Linked DNA regions of Mus musculus: region 1 is linked to region 2. Evidence: chromatin loops called from intact Hi-C (ENCODE). Cell type or tissue: heart. All regions are shown on one strand. Each heading gives the region's core, and the rest is flanking DNA. Links, peaks and the distances in the headings are about the cores only.

What was found. Hi-C counts contacts between places; a loop is a spot of excess contacts. Peaks named below come from ENCODE experiments on the same cell type or tissue, not always from the same donor. Only the 100,000 strongest peaks of a DNase experiment are listed, where the experiment ranks them.
Region 1: it touches region 2 in a loop (2.7-fold over the local background); 1 of 42 quality-filtered maps calls a loop at or near these places.

The regions. Positions count from the first base shown.
Region 1 is chr19:5,362,060-5,369,676 of GRCm38, reverse strand. Banf1 (BAF nuclear assembly factor 1) reads left to right here and starts at 2,801. Exons shown (of 3, transcript NM_011793.3): 1 at 2,801-3,109; 2 at 3,721-3,859; 3 at 4,519-5,044. The coding sequence starts at 3,737. The coding sequence ends at 4,665. It overlaps Eif1ad (eukaryotic translation initiation factor 1A domain containing), which reads right to left and starts at 2,864. Exons shown (of 6, transcript NM_027236.2): 1 at 2,467-2,864; 2 at 1,401-1,619; 3 at 1,147-1,255; 4 at 952-1,060; 5 at 735-782. The coding sequence starts at 1,487. In heart, for the core only: CTCF peaks have their summits at 2,003 (motif pointing left) and 3,212; DNase peaks (open chromatin) are centred at 3,006 and 3,888; H3K4me3 peaks cover 3,025 bases; H3K27ac peaks cover 2,218 bases.
Region 2 is chr19:5,104,926-5,112,542 of GRCm38, reverse strand. It overlaps Rab1b (RAB1B, member RAS oncogene family), which reads left to right and starts at 5,547. Exons shown (of 6, transcript NM_029576.3): 1 at 5,547-5,618; 2 at 7,293-7,365; 3 at 7,615-7,617. The coding sequence starts at 5,605. Klc2 (kinesin light chain 2) reads left to right here. Exons shown (of 16, transcript NM_008451.3): 6 at 630-717; 7 at 823-924; 8 at 1,005-1,178; 9 at 1,306-1,405; 10 at 2,127-2,176; 11 at 2,279-2,346; 12 at 2,702-2,810; 13 at 2,901-3,050; 14 at 3,118-3,242; 15 at 3,383-3,440; 16 at 3,855-4,797. The coding sequence ends at 3,938. In heart, for the core only: CTCF peaks have their summits at 2,314 and 4,151; DNase peaks (open chromatin) are centred at 2,307, 4,332, 5,472, 6,162 and 1 weaker place; H3K4me3 peaks cover 1,626 bases; H3K27ac peaks cover 2,883 bases.

The DNA.
Region 1 (7,617 bases), core at 1,071-6,070, 260 kb before region 2:
AAAAAAATTCTGGGAGAGGCTTTTTCTAGAGAAACAGCAAATAGGGAAATCCAGTCAAAGAAACAGACTCAGGATTGCCTCCAGGCAGCCCTTCATCGGGTTCAGTGAGGAAGCAACCCTACTAGCACACTGACACCTAGCATGCTCACATTTCCTAACAGCTGATGTACCGACAGCTTCCTAATGCTGTGACCCTTTAACAGCTCTTCACGTGGTGACCCCAACCATAAAATTATTCCATTGCTCCTTTATAACTGTAATTTTGCTACTTTTATGAATAATAATTTAAGTATCTGACACGTGACCTTCAAAGGGGTCTCGACCCACAGGTGAGGACTGCTGCACCAAGCAATCTTACTCTCTGTATAACTCTGTCTTAGATGAACTCTTGTTTGTTTTTGAGAAAAGGTTTCCTGTACCCTAGGTTGGCTTTGAACCTATTATGAGTAGACCATGCTGGTCTCAAACTCCTGATCTAGAACTGCGGGCATGTCCAATCACATCCAATTAAGAACCTTCTTACGATACTAAAAAATGCATCTAAAGTCACTTGCTTATTAAGTAGCCAAGCCAGCATTTTAACATGTGACCTTCCTGCCACACTCATAACCACCCATTCTATTATATGTGCCGCAGTTCTCTAAACAAGAAAAGCAGGCTCCCTTTTCTCCTTGAGGCACCAAGGTGTGAACTTGCATTTCTTGTCTTCCCTGGGCTGGGGGCTTGCTCCTTACCTGTTCATATTGTTCTGTTTCTCAGCTACCTCAGAGAAGGCCTCAGGCCTGTGACAAGAGAAGAGCCAGGTTAGAGAGCAGAGAGAACCCTCTCAGTGAAACAGCTGTTTCCAAATGTTCCTCCTGGGACGGCGTAACTTTCTCCTTCCCCTCCCCCTCCCTAGCTAGGATAATCTCTCCCCAGAAGCCAGAGGGTGGCTGAGGAAGACCATCCTACCAGTGACCCTCCTTCTGTAGAGAGCGGACATGGTTCTTGCAGAGCACAAAAGAGATCTCAGCCTTCACTTTTTCTCCTTCTTCAATAGGGTCAACAATGAGGAAATCCCCTGTAGATGATAAAGGATAAAGCCACTCCTGTTATGGAGAAGGAAGTCAAGGCCATGGTTCCGTACTGTGAAGGGATGCTTCTAACCTCTCTTGATCCAGATGTTCTTGCGGTATTTGGAGGGCATGCTCACCAGGAAGCGCTGCCCCTGTGCTGTTTCCACCTCATGCAGATTGTTCCCAGGAGTCCTGAGGACCTGGTCCAGGAAAAAGCGAGAACTAGCCACTTCATCAGTTAAATCAAGCATGCTCCGACCTGCACTGAGCCTTCCCTTTCCACACCCAGCGGTGCAATGGGAGCATTGGGAGGAGGACGGGAAGCCCGAGACAGGCGGCACTCACTTTCACTATTTGCTGGTGGTCAGAAGGCACCATGTGCTCCCCCAGCACCTCCTGCACCACATGCTTCCTCTTGCTGGCCTGAGACATGCTGGTTTCTGTCCAGGGTTGTTAGGGTGCACAGACTGTCAGTTCTTCTTCCAGAATTATTTGGATGCCAGCCTTAGAAGCCAGGACTGCTTTCAAGAGAAGCAGCCTTATACGAAAAAGTGCCACCTCGCCCTGTTAAAAACATGCACTTTAGGGGACAGCAGGACTTGCTGCTCTGGCAGAGAACCAGGTATGGTTTCCAGCCACAGGGGATTCAACGCCCTCTTTTGAGACACACATGCAGGTAAAAACACTAATACACATAAAACATGAATGAAATCATTGAAAGACAAATCACAGACTTAGCCAGGTGCTGGTGTATATCTTTATTCTTAGCACTTGGGAGGGAGAGGTAGGCAGAAATTTGTTGAGTCCTGGGCCAACCTAGTCTACATAGGGAGACCGTAAACCAAAAACAAACAAGCAGGACCTTCAAGGGCCAGGGAGATGTCCTATGAGCCAGCACCCACATCAGATGGTTCACAACCACCTTTAACTCCAATTCAAGGGCATCCACCGCCCTCTTCTGGCTTCCGAGGGCACTCACAACACCACCCATGGGGGACATCTTTAAAAAAAAAACAAACCAAACCAGGAAACACAGGTTTTATAGTGTCAGCTGAGACGTCAGGGTGGCTCAAGCCTTCGATCTCAACACTAATCCCAACCCACGGAGCACGGGGCCGGCCCTCTCAATAACAAAGAAAAACTAAGTAAATCGGCGAGATCACGGAAACTACCCAGCACAGGGCAAGCCCTGAGTCCTACGTCTCAGTCCTGTTAGGACGGCGACGCCTCCCCCTCCCAGGCCGATCGGTCATCCCGCCAAGCTCTCTGAGCGAAATCTAAGGTGAGCTGCGTTCCGCCACAGGCTTCAACACCCAAGGCAGGAGAGCCACACAACGACGGCCTCCCGACACATCCCAGGCACGGAGCGACCGACGCGGCGCCCAGCACGAGAGCTGCCCACGGAACTCACCCGCTCGGCGCCACACCAGCACGCTCCGCTTTCCAGGTTGACGGCGACAGTAGCTCGTCCACGACGCGCCTCGACAGCGAGGGACCAAAGAGCAAACAACTGTGACCTGCAGGTGGCCCCGACGGTAACGCCGGTCTGGACGCTCGGCCCCAATCCTCCGTTGTTCCTCCCTCCCGTCTGCCGGTCTGAGGTGACAGACCTGAGGAAACCGCGCCGGGAATTGCGATTCCGGGGCGCTCAGAGGTCCTCCGGATTTCCCGCCCCCTCTTCGTCCGTCCCTTTAACTCTTCCCTCCATCAAGTGAGGCAAGCCTAAGTTCCGAGTGCGGGGCAGGAAAACGCATTCTCCTCGGAGGTCTCGATCCCACAGACCGGAAGGGCCGCTGGAGAAACAAAAGCCATCGAAAGCCGGATGGCTTCTTGAGAGGAACCGGAAAACAGCGACCCCCGTGGGCGCCGCGGCTGGCGATTGCGCGTCAACTCTATGGCTCCGGGTAGCTAGACCTGCCCAGTTTGGGGATTAGTTTTGAAGGTCGCGCATAAAACGACCCGGAAGCGGAAGTCGAGGAACCGTCTCGTAGCTTGAGGTCTGGGCGGGAGCGGCCGAGTGGCGCGAGGAGCCGTTACCAGAGCCGGAGCCTCCGGTGAGCGTGAGAAGCGGAGTGGTGCTCCGGCTGGCGTGCGGTGGCGGCGCGCAGAGGCGGGAGGGAGGGGAATCCATCGCGGAGGCGCGCCTTTGCAGCGGGGCAGCCCGAGTCTGCGGGAGGGGCGATGCGCGGTGTGTCCGGGTGGCGGCGCGTGGAGGGGGCGGGGCGCTCGGAGCGGGGCGGGGCCTCAGGGCGGGGCCTGCGGGACCTGAGAGGCGTGGAAGAGGCCGGCAGCCCGAGTGAGGGCGGCGAGGCTGGCGAGAGCCGCGTGCTGTTCCTACCACGTGTTAGTTCCCAACGGGGTCAGTGTCTGTGTAGCCAGGGTCGCGGGCTGTGAGGGCTTCAGGGCGGACCTTGACTACTGAGTCTGGGAGTCGCTCTGTTGCCTTAGGTGCGCCACCAGCTAGTGCAAGCTGATATATCCAATATACCCAAAACCAGGACCCACGGAAAGTGGAAATTTCCGAATAGCCGGGGATGGGTTGGGGGGACTCAAGGGAGCAGCCACAGTAGCTGTGGTAGGATATTGCCCTTGGGACTTGTGGTCTTCAGCCCTAACCTACTTTTCTTTTTTTTTTTTTTTTTTTTTTGGCGGGGGGGATTCCCAGGTTAAGCCTGATCACGATGACAACCTCCCAAAAGCACCGAGACTTCGTGGCAGAGCCCATGGGGGAAAAGCCAGTGGGGAGCCTGGCCGGGATTGGTGACGTCCTGAGCAAGAGGCTGGAGGAAAGGGGCTTTGACAAGGTGTGGGGGGGCTGCAAATGCCAGGGAGGGGTAGGAGCGAAGGTTGGCAACAGGTGGTACCACGCAGATTGGGAGTGAGGCCCACACATGTTTGGGGGGTACCTGGGGAGGCATGGTGCCTCCTTCATTTTTGTGTTTTGTTGAGACAGGGCTTCTCAGTGCTAGGATTAAAGGTGTGGCTCACTGTCCCCTGCCCTTTTGTGTGTTTTAAATATCACGAAAATGAAACTAGGCATAGTGGATTGTGCTTATGACCCTAACACTTGGGAAGTTGAGCTAAGAGGATTCCCGTGGGATTTAATGCCAGCCCTGACAACAAAGGAACAAACCCTGTCTTTCTTTTTTTTTTTTTTTCGAGACAGGGTTTCTCTGTGTAGCCCTGGCTGTCCTGGAACTCACTCTGTAGACCAGGCTGGCCTCGAACTCAGAAATCCGCCTGTCTCTGCCTCCCAAGTGCTGGGATTAAAGTCGTGCGCCACCACTGCCTGGCAACAAACCCTGTCTTAATCAAAATAAAAATGGCCTTGCCCTCTGAAGTATTTACCACCTAACCCTCCCTAGCTTCAGAGATCTGGCCTCTTCGGAGTGGTATCAGCGTGGACAGTCCTGTTGCTTTAGCCCATGAGACACTTAGCCACATGCCCTTTTCTATTCTGCAGGCTTATGTGGTCCTTGGCCAGTTTCTGGTGCTAAAGAAAGATGAAGACCTCTTCCGAGAATGGCTGAAGGATACATGTGGTGCCAATGCCAAGCAGTCCCGGGACTGCTTTGGGTGCCTTCGAGAATGGTGTGATGCCTTCTTGTAGTGTTCTCTGGGGATCCCTCATACCCCAGCCACAGCACAGTTTCCAGAGTCTGCAGCAGGGCAGGGCTCCTCCCTGTCCTCCATAAAGGAAAAGATGGCTGTTGTCACCCTCACCTCCTATGTACTCCAGGGTCTATGGGGAGTTCTCTCCCCTCAGCGTTTCAATCTTTCTGGGATCGTTTCCCTTGCATGCCTTTCCCTTCCACCTCCCCCTGCAGTTCCGTGGCAGCAGTTACCAACTTTCCTGAATGGATTCCTGGCCCCCTTCTCCCTCACTATCTGTTGGATGCCCTTTGGCTCCTTTCCTTTTTTTGGCAAAAACAGTCACTGTCCTTATAAAAGATTTTTAAATTAATAAAATCAGTGGCCTTCATACTTGGTGTTCTGTGTCAGAGAGCAGATAGGCTGGGGAGTTGTGTATTCCCAGGGCTGAACACGTCTACTTCATTCGTTATCAGTGCAGACCGAAACTGGTGCCTTCTATTTCCCCTCCCAAGAGGGAGCCACCCTAGCCATGTGGGCTCTGGGCAGGTGCCCTGGGTGTCCCAATTCCTAAACATTGTGGGAGAGAGTGTGGGTTGGCTTTTTTCTCCTGGGAGCCAGGTAGGCTGAAGGCTTCCAGATGTCAGCAGTCAGTCTAGGCAGCACCTGGTGGAAAGTCAGTGGGAGTCAAAGGTACCAGGAAGCGGGTGGATGGGATGTGGGTAAGAGGTCACCTGCCAGTCATCATAGCATGTGCTCTTAGCGTCTGGCAAGAATGAATGGGTGGGACTTTTGCTGTTTGCCAAGCTACCATAGAAAAGGAAGGAAATGGTTAAACTTGAAAGCCAAATCCTACTTCTATTGTTTTCAAGCTCATATTGTGAGCCAACCCTGAAACTAGTATCTTTGTAAGCACTTATTACATTTTTTATTTTGGAATGGTAAGAGATTTGGAGCTTAGAAAGCTAATTTGCCCTTGAACTTTCAAGAAACTAGCCACTGGAGCTCAAAGTGTGTGGGAGCCTGTGTTCCTGTGTCATGTAACCCATGCTATGCTTTTTGAGCTTCATACGGTGAGGGTTGTGGGGAGCAGGTACAGTGCTGTGTAACAATGGTTCCTGCTTGATAGTCATTCCTTCAACAGAAAGTATCATTGAACAATGGCTTGATTATACAAATGAAATGCTTTTCTGCATGTTTACTCTCCAGGAAGGTAAGGATGGCAGTACGGGACTGGGTGTGAGATGAGACAATTCTCATGGTCATTTGATAAAGGGAAGGTTAATTAATAGGGTGGTCTCTCTCTGTTCTGCCTCGTGGGGGCGCATGCCTTTAATGCCAGCACTTGGGAGGCAGAGGCAGGAGGATCTCTGTGAGTTTGAGACCAGCCTGGTCTACAGAGTTCCAGGGCAGTTAAGGCTACATAGAGAACCCTACCTCAAAAAAAGAAAAGAAAGGAAAGGAAAAAAGAAAAGATGGTGTCTAAAAAAACTAGAAACTTAATTTAAAACCTGAGTAATGAGATGAACACAGCGTGGGTAAAGATATTCTTATCAATAAAATCCCCACCCAGAATTCATATCAGAGCTGCAGTCTAGGAAGTGTCTGGGACTTGGCCCAATTGGAACATTGCTTGAGGTGGTCCCTGGACTCACTAATTCGGGAGATATGAGCATGCAGACCTGAAGTTCAAGGTCATCCTTAGCTACGAAGCAAGTTCCAGGCCAGTCTAGGGTGCATGAGAGTACATCTCCTGAAGCAAACGGTCTGCAGGGATGGCTCAGGAACTAAACGCTTGCTGTGAAGGCAAGAGGACCCAAGTTCAAATCCGTAGCACCCACCTAAAACCAGGCATGGTTGCTTGTGCCTTTAGTTCCATCACTCCATTGTGTCAGGGCAGAGAGAATCCAAGAAGTTCTCTCCGGCTAGCCTAGCTGAAACAGCTTCAGGCTCAGTGAGAGCCTCTCAGTAAGAGGAGTGGAAAACGTTAAAGGACGATGCCTCACATCCTCCTCTGGTCTCCACATGATTAGGCAAGGAACCACTCCTCACCACACACATACATATGCACACGGGGACACAGGCTGGGGATGTAGCTGTGTGGTAGGATGCCTAGCACTCATGAGCCCATGGGTTCAGTCCCTAGTAGTGAAAAAAGCAAAGGGGACAACAGAATAGGGAACGTGGTAGAGGAGCTGAAAGGCAGCCCCAAGGGAGGCCGGGCAGTGGTGGCGCACGCCTTTAATCCCAGCACTTGGGAGGCAGAGGCAGGCGGATCTCTGAGTACGAGACCAGCCTGGTCTACAGAGTGAGTTCCAGGGCAGCCAGGGCTACACAGAGGAAACCCTGTCTTGAAAAACCAAAAAAAAAAAAAAAAAAAAAACCCACAAAAAACAAAGACAAAACAAACAAACACACACACAGAAAGCGTATGGAAAGGGTTCACATTGATTAGAAATCAGAAAAACAAATGCCCCTAATGCCTACCAGAATGGCAAAAACCTCAAGTCAGACAATATCAAGTGTTGAGCAAAAGGAGCAACAGGAACTGATCCCAGTTGGTGGGAGTAAATTGCTATGAGCACTCTGGGAAAACAGCTGAGTATTATTTTGCAAAACTGACACACCCCATGAGCCATCAATTCCATTCTTTGGACTGTGCCTGTAAGAGACTGAATACCTACTGAATACCTACACCAGGACTTTAAGAACCGCTCACAGCTGCCTAGTCTGTGAGACGCTGCTGGACAGACTGGTGGTTCCAAGTGTGAGCCACAGCAGGCAAAGTGAACCAGACCAGTAGTTCAGAGCAATCTCAGCCTGGGTCCATGGACACAAAATCATGTGATCCCAGTACAGGCAGAGGCAGGTAAATCTCTGAGTTCAAGGCTAATGTGGTCTACAGAATGAGTACAGCCAGAGCTACACAGAGAAACCCTGTCTCAAAACAAACTGCCTTTTTTTACTCTTA
Region 2 (7,617 bases), core at 1,564-6,563:
ATCCCAGCACTTGGGGAAGCAGAGGCAGGCGGATTTCTGAGTTTGAGGCCAGCCTGGTCTACAGAGTGAGTCCAGGACAGCCAGGGCTATACAGAGACACCCTGTCTAGAAAAACCAAAAAATTAAAAAAGTGAGTTAGAAGCCAGGTGTGGTGGTGCACACTATAAGCACTTAGGAAGTGGAAGTGAGACAGTTGGGAATTTTTTTTTTTTTTAGGTATTTTCCTCGTTTAGGGAATTGGTTTTATACCTAATTCAAGGCTACCTTGGGATACATGAAACCCTGGGAAGAGAGGAAAAGGACAAGCAAGGGAAGACAGGTGGGGTGGAAAGTTGGCCCAGAACTCATGATGGATGAAAGGGTTTCTGTGGCAGAAAGTGACCGTGAGCCAATGCATTGGGGATCACTTAAAGTTGAGTTACTCAGGGGTCTGGCTATGAGGTGTGGTAAACTGCCTAATGTCCTCAGAGTTCTCAAGGGTAGGGCTGCCCAGGCCTCCCATGCTCTGAGTTGCACTCCTATCGTGTCCACTCATCAGTGACCCCAGGAGAAGTGCCTGCAGGGACTACGGGCCCCTGGGGGCAGGCTTCGGGCTGGAGGACATTCCTGAATGTCCTGCCTGCTCCCAGGGACCAGAATAAGTACAAGGATGCTGCTCACCTGCTCAATGATGCCCTGGCTATCCGGGAAAAGACACTGGGCAAGGACCACCCAGCTGTGAGTAAGAGTTAGCCTAAGTGTTCCTCTCCAGTCCTCACAAGTTCCAGATCCCCCTGCCTGCTAGGGCCCTGAGTGAAGACACCTCCATTCTCCTACATCCAGGTGGCTGCGACCCTCAACAATCTGGCTGTTCTCTACGGCAAACGGGGCAAGTACAAAGAGGCTGAGCCACTGTGCAAGAGAGCACTGGAGATCCGGGAGAAGGTGGGAGCAGGCAGGGCCAAGAGTGCTGGGCAGACAGTAGAATCTGGGCAACTCTGAACCCGACCGCTGACTCTTACCAGGTCCTGGGCAAGTTTCACCCAGATGTGGCCAAGCAGCTCAGCAACCTGGCCTTGCTGTGCCAGAACCAGGGCAAAGCTGAGGAGGTGGAATACTACTACCGGAGAGCCCTGGAGATCTATGCCACACGCCTTGGTCCTGATGACCCCAATGTGGCGAAGACCAAGAACAACCTGGTGCTCTGTGGCTGGGCGGGAGGCTGGAAAGGAAGGAGGCAGGGAGGGAGAGGGCTGATGTCCAGGAGGAAGGAGAAAGAAAACTAAGCTCCCTGCAGGCTGCTTACCCACTGTCTCTGCCATCCAGGCTTCCTGCTACCTGAAACAGGGCAAGTACCAGGATGCAGAGACCCTGTACAAGGAGATCCTTACCCGTGCGCACGAGAAGGAGTTTGGCTCAGTCAATGGTGAGTCCATAGTTGCTATGTACCTCCAGTTCATTTAACACATGCTTACTCAGCCAGGAGTACCCAGGGCAGTACTTGGCCTTGCAAGCCATCTTGCCTAGAGTTTGGCAGAAGCCCAGACACACCTTCAGGAACCCATCCACCCAATTCAATGCCCTGGCCAGACAAATTGACAAACCCCCTGCTCAGTCAGTCTTTTGCTCTCTGTCTCTATCTCTGTCTCTCTCTGAGACAAGGTCTGACTATGTAGCCCTGGCTGTCCTGGAACTTACTATGTAGACCAGGCTGGCCTCAAACTCACAGAGATCTGCCTGCCTCTGCCTCTGAGTACTGGGATTAAAGGCGTCTATCAGTACACCCAGTCTCCTCTTTCTCTACATGACAATTTCCATTCACTTTGAGGGCTGGCCCGAGTGTCTTTTCTTCCCCGGAACAACCTTCTGGCCATTTCCTGATCCCCATTCCTCACCCTGGCCCATCATTCAGGCCCATCACCAGTCTCTAGTCCAAGGTGTATAAGGGCCTTCCCCATTACTCCTGTTCCATGTGGCTGGTTCATCTGGGTCCAGAGGATGGCCAGTGATGTTCTGGGTTTGCCTCTTGTTCTTCTATTCAACAAAGCCCAGTTTGGGTCATTCCTACATAGCCCTGACATTACTCCCATGTGCAGCCCGATTGGAGAGATCTGTGTGGCAGGCAGGTGACAGTCCTTCCCTTCTAGGAGAGAACAAGCCCATCTGGATGCACGCAGAGGAGCGCGAGGAGAGCAAGGTGGGCAGCTGTGGGCAGCTGGCAGGTGTAGGGCGGCTCTGAGGCTGGGATGGAAGGAGCCTGGCTTACTCCCGGCTCTCAACTGACTGGTCTCTCCCTCAGGATAAGCGCCGGGACAGCGCCCCCTATGGGGAGTATGGCAGCTGGTACAAAGCCTGTAAAGTTGACAGGTGAGGGCTGATGGGCCTGGGGCAGGAGGAGAATGAGTACCAGGGAAGTAGCATCCTTGGTGAGGGAGACCCAGGCCTCAGACTATCCTCACTCCTGTGACGCCTCTCTCATGCTAGCTCACCTCTCAAGGCCCTGACCCAAAACACTATCTGCCCCGTGACAGTTTGGCCCACTCACTGCTGGGTCCCCAGCTTCTGATCCTGGTGGCAGCATCCTAGAAATCTAGGGCTAGGCCAGGTCTTTCAGAATGGGAGAGACCAGTGGGTTTACCACAGGCTTAGGCAGGTGGGGAAAGGCAGATTCTGCGTGGCCTGTTTGCTCGATATTAGACCCCCATGTGATATCTGTCCACAGTCCCACAGTCAACACCACTCTGCGAAGCTTGGGCGCCCTGTACCGGCGCCAGGGCAAGCTGGAAGCCGCACACACACTGGAAGACTGTGCCAGCCGCAGCCGCAAACAGGTAGGGCTTTCATGGTGGAGGAGGATAAGTAGAGACCTATGAGGCTCCATGTGTGCTTTAGTCAGGTCTGATGCTTCCTGCCCCCTTCAGGGCCTGGATCCTGCCAGCCAGACCAAGGTGGTAGAACTGTTAAAAGATGGCAGTGGTGGACGAGGACACCGCCGTGGCAGCAGAGATGTGGCTGGGCCTCAATCTGAGTCGGACCTGGAGGAGTCAGGGCCTGCAGCTGAGTGGAGTGGGGTGAGTGTGGAGGCTGAGGAGGGCTGTAAGACTACAAAGCAGGGCCTAGAGACTGTTCTTCCCACAGGACGGCAGCGGCTCTCTGCGGCGCAGTGGCTCCTTTGGGAAGCTCCGGGATGCTCTGAGACGCAGCAGTGAGATGCTGGTGAGGAAGCTGCAGGGAGGGGGCCCACAGGAGCCCCCTAACTCTAGGTGAGCTGCTGACCCTCCCATCCCTCTCGGAAAACACTGTCACCAGATCTGCTTTATCATGCCCTCCATCCCAGACCCAACCTGGTATCCCTTTATTATCTCACCTAATATTAACAAATCCTGGCCCTCCTTTTTCTCAGGATGAAGAGGGCCAGCTCTCTTAACTTCCTTAACAAGAGTGTGGAAGAGCCAGTCCAGGTAAGAATGGAGGGCACCTGGTACTAGGCAGCCTAGACCCAGGCCTCTGGGCCCTGTTTTTACTGTGTATGGCCCCACCCAACTTCCCCTGGTGAGTCTTTAGCCAACCACTGCTCTGGTTTCAGGCGGAGATTGGTAGAAACAAGTGGAGGGAGAGGTCAGATAAAGGGAAAACTCTTGCCTTGGGGCAGAGATCCAGTCAACCAGTTCCCACTTGAAGCTCTCAGGTCCTGGTTGTGAGCTAAACTTTAACTTTGGCCAGTCTTAGACTGGCTGTATTTGCACAGGGCACCTAGTTTGGCCCTTTTATCATCCCTTCCTCTTCTGGAATGCTGCGTGTGTGTCGTCCCCCCACCCCCCACGTCCCCCTTCACTCCCAACAGTTTAGGACTAAGCTGCATCCTCTGCCCACAGCCTGGAGGCACGGGTCTTTCTGACAGCCGCACTTTGAGCTCCAGCTCCATGGACCTCTCTCGAAGAAGCTCCCTGGTGGGCTAAAGCTGAAGGGGCAGCCAGTCACCAGAGCCTCCATCCGACATGGTCCCTTCCCCCAGCCCTGCGCATGGGCCTGCTGCTTGTCCTGCCTGCCCCTCCCAAGGACCCCTGTCTTTTCTGTTCAATCTCAGGGTAACTTCCTCCCTTGTCATCTCAGCCATGGCCCTGGAGGACGGTCCTGCCGGCTCCAGCTCTGCTCCTTATTTATTCTTCCAGCAGGGGGCCTTTCTTCCCTGAGTTCAGGGCCTGTGGGAGTGGTGGCCTGTCTACCCAGCCCCAAAGCCAAGAACACTAAGTACTTGCTGTCCCCTCAGCACCTTTGCCCTCCACTCCCGGCCGTTGCTTCTGTATATAGAGAAATAAGTTATTGGCCGTGTGTCATCCTCTCAGCCCTCCTCTCAGTCCACGGTATTCCCGGGCCACCACCTGCCTCTCTCTTATCCAGTGGTACCGCCCAGGCCTTAAATCACCCCGTTCCCAGTGGTGGTATCTCCCAAGCTTCAAGTTCTGGGACCAGAGCCTCCCAAAAGGGGTCCCTAGACCTCTTCGCCTGGTCTTGGAGGGATTCGTTCCACTCCATCTTGCAAATGCCCAGACCCTCACACCACAGGGCCCTGTGCTGCTTCCGGGGACTTAATGCACTGTCCTCCCCCACCCCGCCCCCACCCCAGCCCCTCCCAGGCATGGCCTGACCCCACCCTGGGCACAGCCCATTGAGCCATCCTGCCACGCCATCCTTGCCTCAGCTTCTGATGTCCCCCTTCCTCCCACACAGTAGGAGGGGCTACCCCATTTGTTGGGTAAGGCAGTCACTCTCTATTTTCAGATGTTGCTGTAGAAATAAAGACGATTTGAATCTGAACCGGGCTTGTTTTGAGGAGTCCCAGAGCCCCTGAGCATCCCTTGAGTCGGGTGGAATCGGGAGAGGCTGCGGGAGTGAGGGATACAGGATACACACGCATATCATTCCCTGCCCTCGAGGCTGGAACTAATACTCTGCCATTATCCTGAACTGTTTGGGGGGGATGCTACAGATTTTGGGGTTGCACCTAACACATGCCCTTATGGGGTTCTAGACAATTCTGCCTGTTATGACTTCTTAATACGTTCTTGGACTGAGCTTCCTGAGATGGTTTTTCATATATGTAATACTAGTGATCATATAATCCTGGTACTAAGGCTGCAGTGTCCATTCCACGAAGAACACTGAATAAGTCAAAATTTTCTGGTCCTAAATACGCTACACCTTTTAGTTTCAATCTGCGAACCGAGAGGGTAAAAGTGGCTGCCCACCTCAGAGGCGAAGTATACCTACCTACCCCGGTACTAAACAAGATCCAAACTTGCAGATTAGGTAGCCCAACGAAGATTTTTTTGTAGCTGGGTCGGTTCAGTGATTGGGAAGACTACAGACCCCAGAAGGCCGTTCGCGGGTGGCTTCTGGAGAGTGCACGGCCGCTCTGTTCCCTGAGTTGCGCCTGCGCAGCAGTGGCAAGTCGAATATCCATGGAAACTACAGGTTCCGCAAGGCAGCGCGGCGCAACCCGAGTCGGAAGGATTTGCGCCTGCGCGGCGCGGGCGGGGCCTCTAGGGCGGAGTGGCAACCATCTTGGAACGGGAGGCGGAGCAGAGCCGACTGGGAGCGACCGAGCGGGCCACCGCTGCCGCCATGAACCCCGAATAGTGAGTGAGCCCCGCCCGCGCCGTGCGGCGCAGCCTCGATCCTGTCTATGGGGCTATATGCTTGCCGAAGTTGTCTGGCCTTGGTCAGAACTGCGCGGCGCCCCCACATCCGGGTCCCTCTTCCGCTGACCCCCCCCTTACATCCGGGTCCTGCCCCTCCCCCCGGGATCCCCAGGACCCCGACTCAACACCCCGAGTTCTGCAGCCCGAGGCCCGGAGGCTGCAGCCTGAATGGGCAGCACTTGGAGCCCGCAGCACCAGCCCTCACAGGCCTTTTTGGTTAGGTGACCGTGCAGATTTGGTCTCCCTGAGCTTCAATTTTCCCACCTACAGCTTGACCAAGGGCAGGCGGTTTGGAGCCCATCGCTAGAGTTTCTGATCTCCACAGTCGAGTACTTTGAGTTGGGCTGTGAACCTCTCTGCCTTTGCCTTTCTTCTGGAGCCTCGGTCCCAGGGCTGGCCTAGAAGCTAACAAGACAAGAGGGGACCCCCAAGTCCCTGTTTGATTCACATCCCCTGCAGATCCTTTCCTCCGAGGCTACCATTTGCCCTGCTTGGGTCGTGCTGTCATGGTGCTCCCGGCGGTCTGTTCTTTTCTGTCCTCTCACCTTTGCTCGGGCCTTCAGTGCCACTGTCAGCTGGCTTCCTGTCACACTGCCAAAGAACTTTAGGTGAATGTGGAGTTTGCTTGCTCCCTTGGAGTAGAATTTTTATTCCTCAAGCCCAAACCCTTTGGAGTAGATGGCCGGCATGCAGTTTTGCACCCACGTTATCTTCTTCCCTGTCTCCACTTCCTTTTTCTTCCCCAACTCGAGGCCTCAGATTTCCTTGAGGAGGCTCGAACTCAGAAGTGGGCTTAGGAGGGGGAAGCTACCGGCTGGCTGTCAAAGAGCTTGGAATCTGACAGGCCTGGTTTCCAGTCTCACAGTTTTCAACTGCTTAGGGCAAGTCACCTCCCTTCTGTGACCTCTGGCTTCCTCAGTGGTTGGAAATAACACTCACCCACTTGTGTGCACTGTTGTGAGGGTTTAGTAAAGGGTGATTTCAAGTGCTTCACACAGGGTCAGTTCCAGTTTAGTATTGACGGCTGCTTCCATGGCCACTTGTTGACTGCCTCCTGTTAGTGTGACTTCATCTCAGGCTCTTTCACATTTGTTTTTTGTTTTGGATTTTTCAGACAGGGTTTCTCTGCAGCCCTGGCTGTCCTGAAACTCACTCTGTAGACCAGGTTGGCCTAGGACTCAGAATTCTGTCTGCCTCTGCCAAGAGGCAAGCACCGTCCTCCCCTCACCACACACAGACACACACACACATACACACACTCACACACTCACTCATCACCTCCCATTCCAGCTTCATATTTATTTTGACTTTATGGGTCAGGTTTCCCTTTTGGGTCCTAGACTGGCATACTGTATGGCCTAATGTGATTTTCTTAGTTTTTACCAAATGATACCACATATCTCTTAGCAAACTGTGCTAGCTTATTGGGGGCTAATAAGGGTCAATTTTTTTTACTTACTTTTGTCCCTTTTTCAGAACAGTAGAAGGCTCTAGTGAGCACCGTAGTAGACCAAGCAGAAGTATGCCTTACAGTCCTGCTGTGCTTAGTGCAGGAAGGGACAGGGGAGGACTTCCTGCTTGCCTTCATACCTTCCCATCTTCTCTCGCCAGTGACTACCTGTTTAAGCTGCTTTTGATTGGTGACTCCGGCGTGGGCAAGTCGTGCCTGCTCCTGCGGTTTGCTGTGAGTAAGAAGCACCCCTCTATTATCCACTTGGGGTTCAGGCTGCCACTGGGAGGAAGAAGGGGCAACTCAGAACTCAGTGTAGTTGCAAGTCCTAAGAACCAAGAGTGAGGCTGCTGGAGCCGCCACAGCGAGGGCCCAGGCCTTCCTTGCAAGTTGGGGAGCTTAGAACCTCGCCTGGCACAGTGAGGAGCACAGCAGGGCAGGGACCTGTCTGCTCAGTCCGTTTCACCAGCCACAACCTTTCAGGAT